Regions from separate parts of the Homo sapiens genome. Here region 1 is linked to region 2. A link is an interaction called in ENCODE POLR2A ChIA-PET data of the cell type or tissue named here. Cell type or tissue: endothelial cell of umbilical vein. All regions are shown on one strand. Each heading gives the region's core, and the rest is flanking DNA. Links, peaks and the distances in the headings are about the cores only.

The links. Peaks named below come from ENCODE experiments on the same cell type or tissue, not always from the same donor. Only the 100,000 strongest peaks of a DNase experiment are listed, where the experiment ranks them.
Region 1: POLR2A ChIA-PET joins it to region 2 with 5 read pairs; 7 of 35 experiments call an interaction of 5 or more read pairs at or near these places.

Annotation. Positions count from the first base shown.
Region 1 is chr5:65,285,751-65,288,732 of GRCh38, reverse strand. The region is part of intron 11 of ADAMTS6 (ADAM metallopeptidase with thrombospondin type 1 motif 6); the gene reads left to right. Among named protein-coding and RNA genes, the nearest start is that of ADAMTS6, 190 kb to the left of the region's middle. In endothelial cell of umbilical vein, for the core only: no CTCF peak of the experiment used is centred there; no DNase peak of the experiment used is centred there.
Region 2 is chr5:65,472,866-65,476,378 of GRCh38, reverse strand. It overlaps ADAMTS6 (ADAM metallopeptidase with thrombospondin type 1 motif 6), which reads left to right. Exons shown (of 25, transcript NM_197941.4): 2 at 2,427-2,802. The coding sequence starts at 2,706. Among named protein-coding and RNA genes, the nearest start is that of ADAMTS6, 7.3 kb to the left of the region's middle. In endothelial cell of umbilical vein, for the core only: no CTCF peak of the experiment used is centred there; DNase peaks (open chromatin) are centred at 948 and 1,998; H3K27ac peaks cover 2,500 bases.

The sequences.
Region 1 (2,982 bases), core at 483-2,982, 190 kb after region 2:
ATTTTAGAATTTTTGAGAGGAGATACATCTGGTGTTGAAAAATCATGAAATGATTCCTCTTTCAACTAGCAGGTCTCTCATGATGTCAGGAAAGATTTTAAAGAACTACAGAATGGGCCAGGTGTGGTGGCTCACGCCTGTAATCCCACCACTTTGGGAGGCCGAGGTGGGTGGATCAAGAGGTTAGGAGATCAAGACCATCCTGGCTAACATGGTGAAACCTCATCTCTACTAAAAATACAAAAATTAGCTGGGCGTGGTGGTGCACGCCTGTAGTCCCAGCTACTCAGGAGTCTGAGGCAGGAGAATCACTTGAACCCGGGAAGCGGAGGTTGCAGTGAGCCGAGATAGTGCCACTGCACTCCAGTCCAGCCTGGGCTACAGAGGGAGACTCCATCTTAAAAAAAAAAAAAAGAAAAGAAAAGAAAAAAAGAAAAAAGAAAAAAAAAGAACTACCGAAGGATCTATACTGCAGAAGTGATCAGCTTTCCATCTCTTCCACTTGGCCATAAAGTAGTCATTGCTGGGTTACCAATGATTACATCTGTAGTTATGAAAAATCTTGCCTGAATTCTTAGTGAGTAGGTTCATTAATATACATGTTAGTTATGTTTGGAAATTTACATGAAAATTTTTCTGTTTTATTTTACTCAGGGCAACATTTTTCACTATTATTCTTGCATATCATCTTTTCTTATTTTTCAAGTGTTCTTAAATTCCTATAGAAGTTGTGAGGAGGTTGTAATGGCTGTAAATACAAAGAACAAAACAGTACAGTACAATATACAGAGTAATATAGTTGTATAATGCAGTATTCTATAAATGATATATAGTTTCTGGTATTTATGTAGTGACTTTTTTTCTGAGCTACTTCAGATTGAGTTGATAAAAATCATAATTATTGGCCAGGCACGGTGGCTCACGCCTGTAATCCCAGCACTTTGGGAACCCAAGGCAGGTGGATCACCTGAGGTTGGGAGTTCGAGACCAGCCTGACCAACGTGGAGAAACCCTGTCTCTACTGAAAATACAAAATTAGCCAGGCGTGGTGGCACATGCCTGTAATCCCAGCTACTCGGGAGGCTGAGGCTGGAAAATGGCTTGAACCCAGGAGGCGGGGGTTGCAGTGAGCTGAGATTGTGCCACTGCACTCCAGCCTGGGCAACAAGAGCAAAACTCCATCTCAAAAAACAAACAAACAAATCATAATTATTATATAATATTTTATAGGTGAGGAAACTAAAAATACAGAATGTGATATACCTACTCCAAAGTAAATAAATAAATAAATAAAGTCCTAATTGATGTCAGTTCTGTTTTCTATTAGGAATAGTAATTATGTTAATGAAACACAGGTAGCAGATGTATTTTGTTTTACAAGACACTTGTTATTAAATTTTTATCAGGTAATGTCTGTTACTAAAAATCTTCTCTAAAGTCCTGTCCCCGTCTTTTTTGGGGGAGAGGTGGTCGGGGGACCTTCTCTAAAGTCATTTTTTAGGGTCATAAGTTATCAGATGTCTGAAACTCTTGAGTCCTGGATTTAAGTGAATTTCTTTTCTTTTACCTTATATAAAAAGATAGGACGTCTTCAAGGTACCTGCAAAGCTAGATTCTTACCAGATCATCTAAAAATATCTGCTAGCTCTGTTGTAGGTTTCTAAGGGGCCTTGGATGATTCCTGGATGAAAATACATTGCAAATAAAACAGCAGTATCAGTATGTCCAAGAAATGTTTCTTTGGCTTTTTAGAGTAATAAGCTCTTTCCTGTAAAACTCTGGAGAATCTGTTGTCTCTTCCATTTTCCATTAATCTCTTTTTTATTAGAAAAGAATTACAAAAACTGAATTATCAAAAAGCATACTGCAGTAATAACAATAAGTTTAAACGTAGGAAGGAAGTCACTAATGAGCCTATATAATGTAGGGGCTGTGGGTAATCTTTTGACTGCTTCCCAAAAAGCATAGATTAATTCAAGGCTCAGCCTCAGCTTTAGCTCTTTATTTCTTTATTCTGTCACTTAAATCAAATCTCAATTATTGTTTTCCAGTACACTTAATGGTTCAGTATAGGTTAACAATATCCAGTACATAATTTACTGTTAATTATTAAGAGCTGATTGTTCATCTACAGGTAGATTTAAGACCACAAAATCAAAGAAATTTTATAGACATCATAGCTTTGTTTATTTATGGGAAATTTTTATTGTCTATGAAGTTTGTCACTGTTTACATAGACTTAAATGTTAGCACATAAATGCATAATAGTGTGTTGTACATGTTACTGCTTATTTTAAATGTAGAACTGAAGAATGTTTTATCAGTAGGCCATATATCCTGAACCATAAATGGGAACACATGAGCTAATACATGGTGTCATGATGGATGGAACAGCATATTTTTATCAGAATATTTTAAATAAAAAAAAATCTGTTCACCATAAACTATTACTATGACCTAAAATTGACCATTAATAGATTTTACTCAGTTTTGGGCACTTTTTTCAGCGAACAGCAGCCAGGTTGTTCTTGTAAACTTCAGACAGCAAAAAGGTATGACAAGCATGCAAATTGTCTTTTATTTACCTGGCACATGACATTCAATAAATGTTTTCATTTCCTCTATGAACCTCTGTCATCCGTGATAACATTTCGGTATAGCTGATAATGCTGGTACTGCTTTAGGAGAATCTGAACCTTTTGTACTTTGGGGAGCATGTTAAGATATTCCAAGGCGCACATACTGACTCAATTTCACTCTTCAGTCTCAGCTCAAATGCCAGTTTCTCTTCCGACAGGCCTTCTGTCTGATCATTCGCTATTAAAAAGGCTTTCCTCAGTTACTCTGTTTCACATTATACTGTTTATTACTTTCATAGCACTTTTAGAAATCCATAATCATGTTGCTTATTTGGTTACTTATTAAGTGTGATCATGTAAATGAGGCCTTTTCTAACAACATTACTTAATATTGTACATCCAC
Region 2 (3,513 bases), core at 534-3,033:
GTTAAAACAATACACATTTATTATCACACAGTTTCTCTGGGTCAGGAATCTAGGGGTTATGTCCTCAGCTTTAGGGTATCTCATGAGCCACAAAGTGTTGGCAAGGACTAGGGTCTTTACAGAAGGCTTGACTGGGGAAAAACCTGTTTCTAAGCTCACCTATTACTGAACAGGATTTAGTTTCTTGCATGCTGTTGGACTGAGGGCCTTAGTTCCTTGTTAGTTATATCAGAGGCTGCTCTCAGTTTCTTCAATGTGGGCCTCAACAAATGACAGCTTGCTTGCTTCATCTAAACCAATTAGGGAAAGATGTGGCTAGCAGATGGAAGTCAGAATCTTTTGTATGTAATAACGAAAGTGACATCCCCTCAGTGTTGAGGTATTCTATTGGTTAGAATCAAATTAAGAGGAGGGGAGCAAGGGAATGGATATGAGGAAGCCAGATTATTGGGCTCATCAGAGTCTACACTGCCACAGGGGCAGAGTATATTTACTTCACAAGATGGTTTTGGAGATTAAAAGAAGCAATATGTATTAAAGTTTTTTATTTTTGGTCTGATCTTAAACTACCTTTCTGGTTATTACCTGTTAGTTTTTTTGCACAGGAACAAAATTTGCTATTGCTATTATTACTAATATTGTTTACTATTTCCCATTTTTTTCTGGTTATCTAGACTTTGTGGAATGCATTTCTTCTATTTGTAATGATTACCTCCAGCAATTTGACTTGTAAAATTGTATTCGTCTTCCGGGATCTATCTGAAATGCTTTTTCCATAAACATTCCTTGATTCATTCTTCTCTGACCCAGAAGTCATCTCCCTCATCTGATCTCCTGCAACAACTTTGCACGACCTTATTACGGCATTTGTCAGTCTGCCTTACATTTTTCCTTGTTACTTAGATTATGAGCTCTCCAAGGGCAAGGATTGAATCTTAATCTTTTCTGTTTCCCTTAATCCTTTTCTGTATTCTGATGTTGTTATAACATCATCTTTTAAACATAGTAGGACAATATTTGTTGATTAATGAATTAGCTTTTCCAAGGCTTAGCAGTTTAATAACTTGTAGAGACAAATGTAAGGGATTTAAATGGCTGTTGTTGTTTTATATGTTGTATATACCAATATTTCTATCACCGTAGGGAATGAAGTGTTTCACATAAGTTAATTTTACAGTTAACTACAAATACTTTTTATATGCCTAAAGTGATTTTATTTTAACCACTATTCATTTATTCATTCTTTTACTCATCCATTTTTTTCAACCAACAAATATATAGTAAGAATTTATTATGTGAAAATTTCATATATTAGGGATTTGGAATGAAAATCTTTCTAATCTCTTTTGTGTACTTTCCTAACTTACTAACAGTAACTTACCTTATTAAACGCATTTATCTTCTTATTTTGGACTCAGGCATAGTGTTATGAGTATCAGATATTGAACTATATAACACAGTTATACATACAATAGGAACTGTTAAACTATGTAAGACCCATTTGCCTCTACCCCAAACTATATTACTTTGGGGTTCTAAAACTACATTTTCGTTTTTTATCCTTTTTTTTTTTTTTTTTTTTGGTCACAGTTTGGCTGTTTGTGGCTAGTTTTTAGCTCTTAGTTATTTTCTTCTTCTGATCTGCTGTATGCGGGGAAACCAGGCAGCCAAATATACTATTCTGTATCAAGTGTGAATGGAGACTCTGAGTGAGGTTGTTAGTTGCATGTAAAGTACATGAGCTAGGACTTGAAATCTGTTGTAATACTTGAAATGAAGTTTTAAAATTTTCTTTTAAGTTACATTTCAGAGAGTTGAAATTGACTCACGAGTTGCCTTATAAGTCACATAAGACTTCCGAGTAAAGTCAAGGGTTATAGTACATACAGTTCAACTTTTTAGAAGTTTAGCTTCTGATACTGTCTTAGTATTCACAGATGGCTGCTAAATGTCACTATTTGTAGATCTACTTTGTCAGAAAAAAAAATGATAGGTGCCTTATAAAGCAACACAACAATATCTGGATATGAGTGTGTTTAAAAGGCATGTTATGGAATGGGATTACATATTGTTTGTCACATATAATGAACTGAAGTAGTGAAGTCAGCCGATTTTATTTTATCAAAAGGAAGTTAACTCATTGCCCATCATTGTTATCTTCAAAGTTTTTAAAAAAGAATTATGATTTCTCTTTAGATTCCTTATTTGATTATTAAGTAACTCTGGCATTATGCTGATAACCATTTTGGTCTCTAATTCTGTGTCTAATCTTGTGAATGTTTATTTAGACTATAAAGACTAACAATGGTCTAATTTAACTATATTATTTTGTAGTTATGTCTTTTGGCAAGGATTCAGTACTATATAGGACTTGGATTTTTCCATTCTGGATATTTTTCAGTTAACTTAAATTTTTTTTTTTCTAGGTTAAAAAATGGCCATACTTTAGTAACTAATCAGCCTAATGCTTTGCTTATGAAAACTTTTACCATCATTATTTTTTTCATTTTGGATTGAGAAAATGAATCCAGATATAGAAGAAAGTGCAGGATGTTGGATAAAAGTGGCTCTTAAACAGTGGAACATCCAATAACTAATTTGCAAGAAGTTTTAAAGAAATAAAATTGTTATGCTTCGATTTTGGTATGGTATTGACTCTTTAGCACATAGGTAGCCCTCAAAAAAATCATCCAGTTTTCTAAATTATGGAAATTTTGTGGAAGACGTTGACCTGGATTTTGAGCCTCATCATGGCTTCATCGGAATTTCATAGTGACCACAGGCTTTCATACAGTTCTCAAGGTAGGATTCTTGCTTTTGAAACTGACAAAAAATATTGCTATTAATTGGACAAGAAAAGATTCTGCATATTTAGTTTGGGTGGATAGTTTTTTTTGGGATATGTAGTGATAGGAATAGAGGCCTACTGTGTCAATTCGGTATTAGTTTCATAAATGTTAAGGGCTATGCGTCGTTTAACTTGTCCTACTAGTATTTAACATCCCGTGGATTTTAGAGTTGACTGGTCTTTCTTGGAAAATGATAGACCCCAGGCCTTGTTCTTCTGAAACTTAAACTTTAATAAGCTTGTTCATTACTAGAGTTTATGGGCAAGGACATGTTCAAAGAGAATCCAAACATTTATGCTGTGGAAGAAGAAACCAGATAAATTATGATACAGGACCCTTTTAATATGGACCCTTTGTGAAAAAATACTTTTGCAAACCTGAGAGTTCTGATCTAAAGACTAGAATCTGAGTGTAAGAATGAGAACTGTAAGAAGTGCAACTTTTCACATTCTAATCTTTATAATTTTAATCTATAGAATTGAGCTTTATATCGTAGAAATGATCTTAACAAAGCAGGCCCAGGAGTAAATGTCATTTTGTTTTCCATGGACCAGTCCAGTCCTTATAGAATTATTGAGAGGCATACCTTTTGGATTTCCCTCCCATGAATACATAGTAATAGATAATTTTTTGGTGCCGATGAACCAGATTTTCAAGACTATTA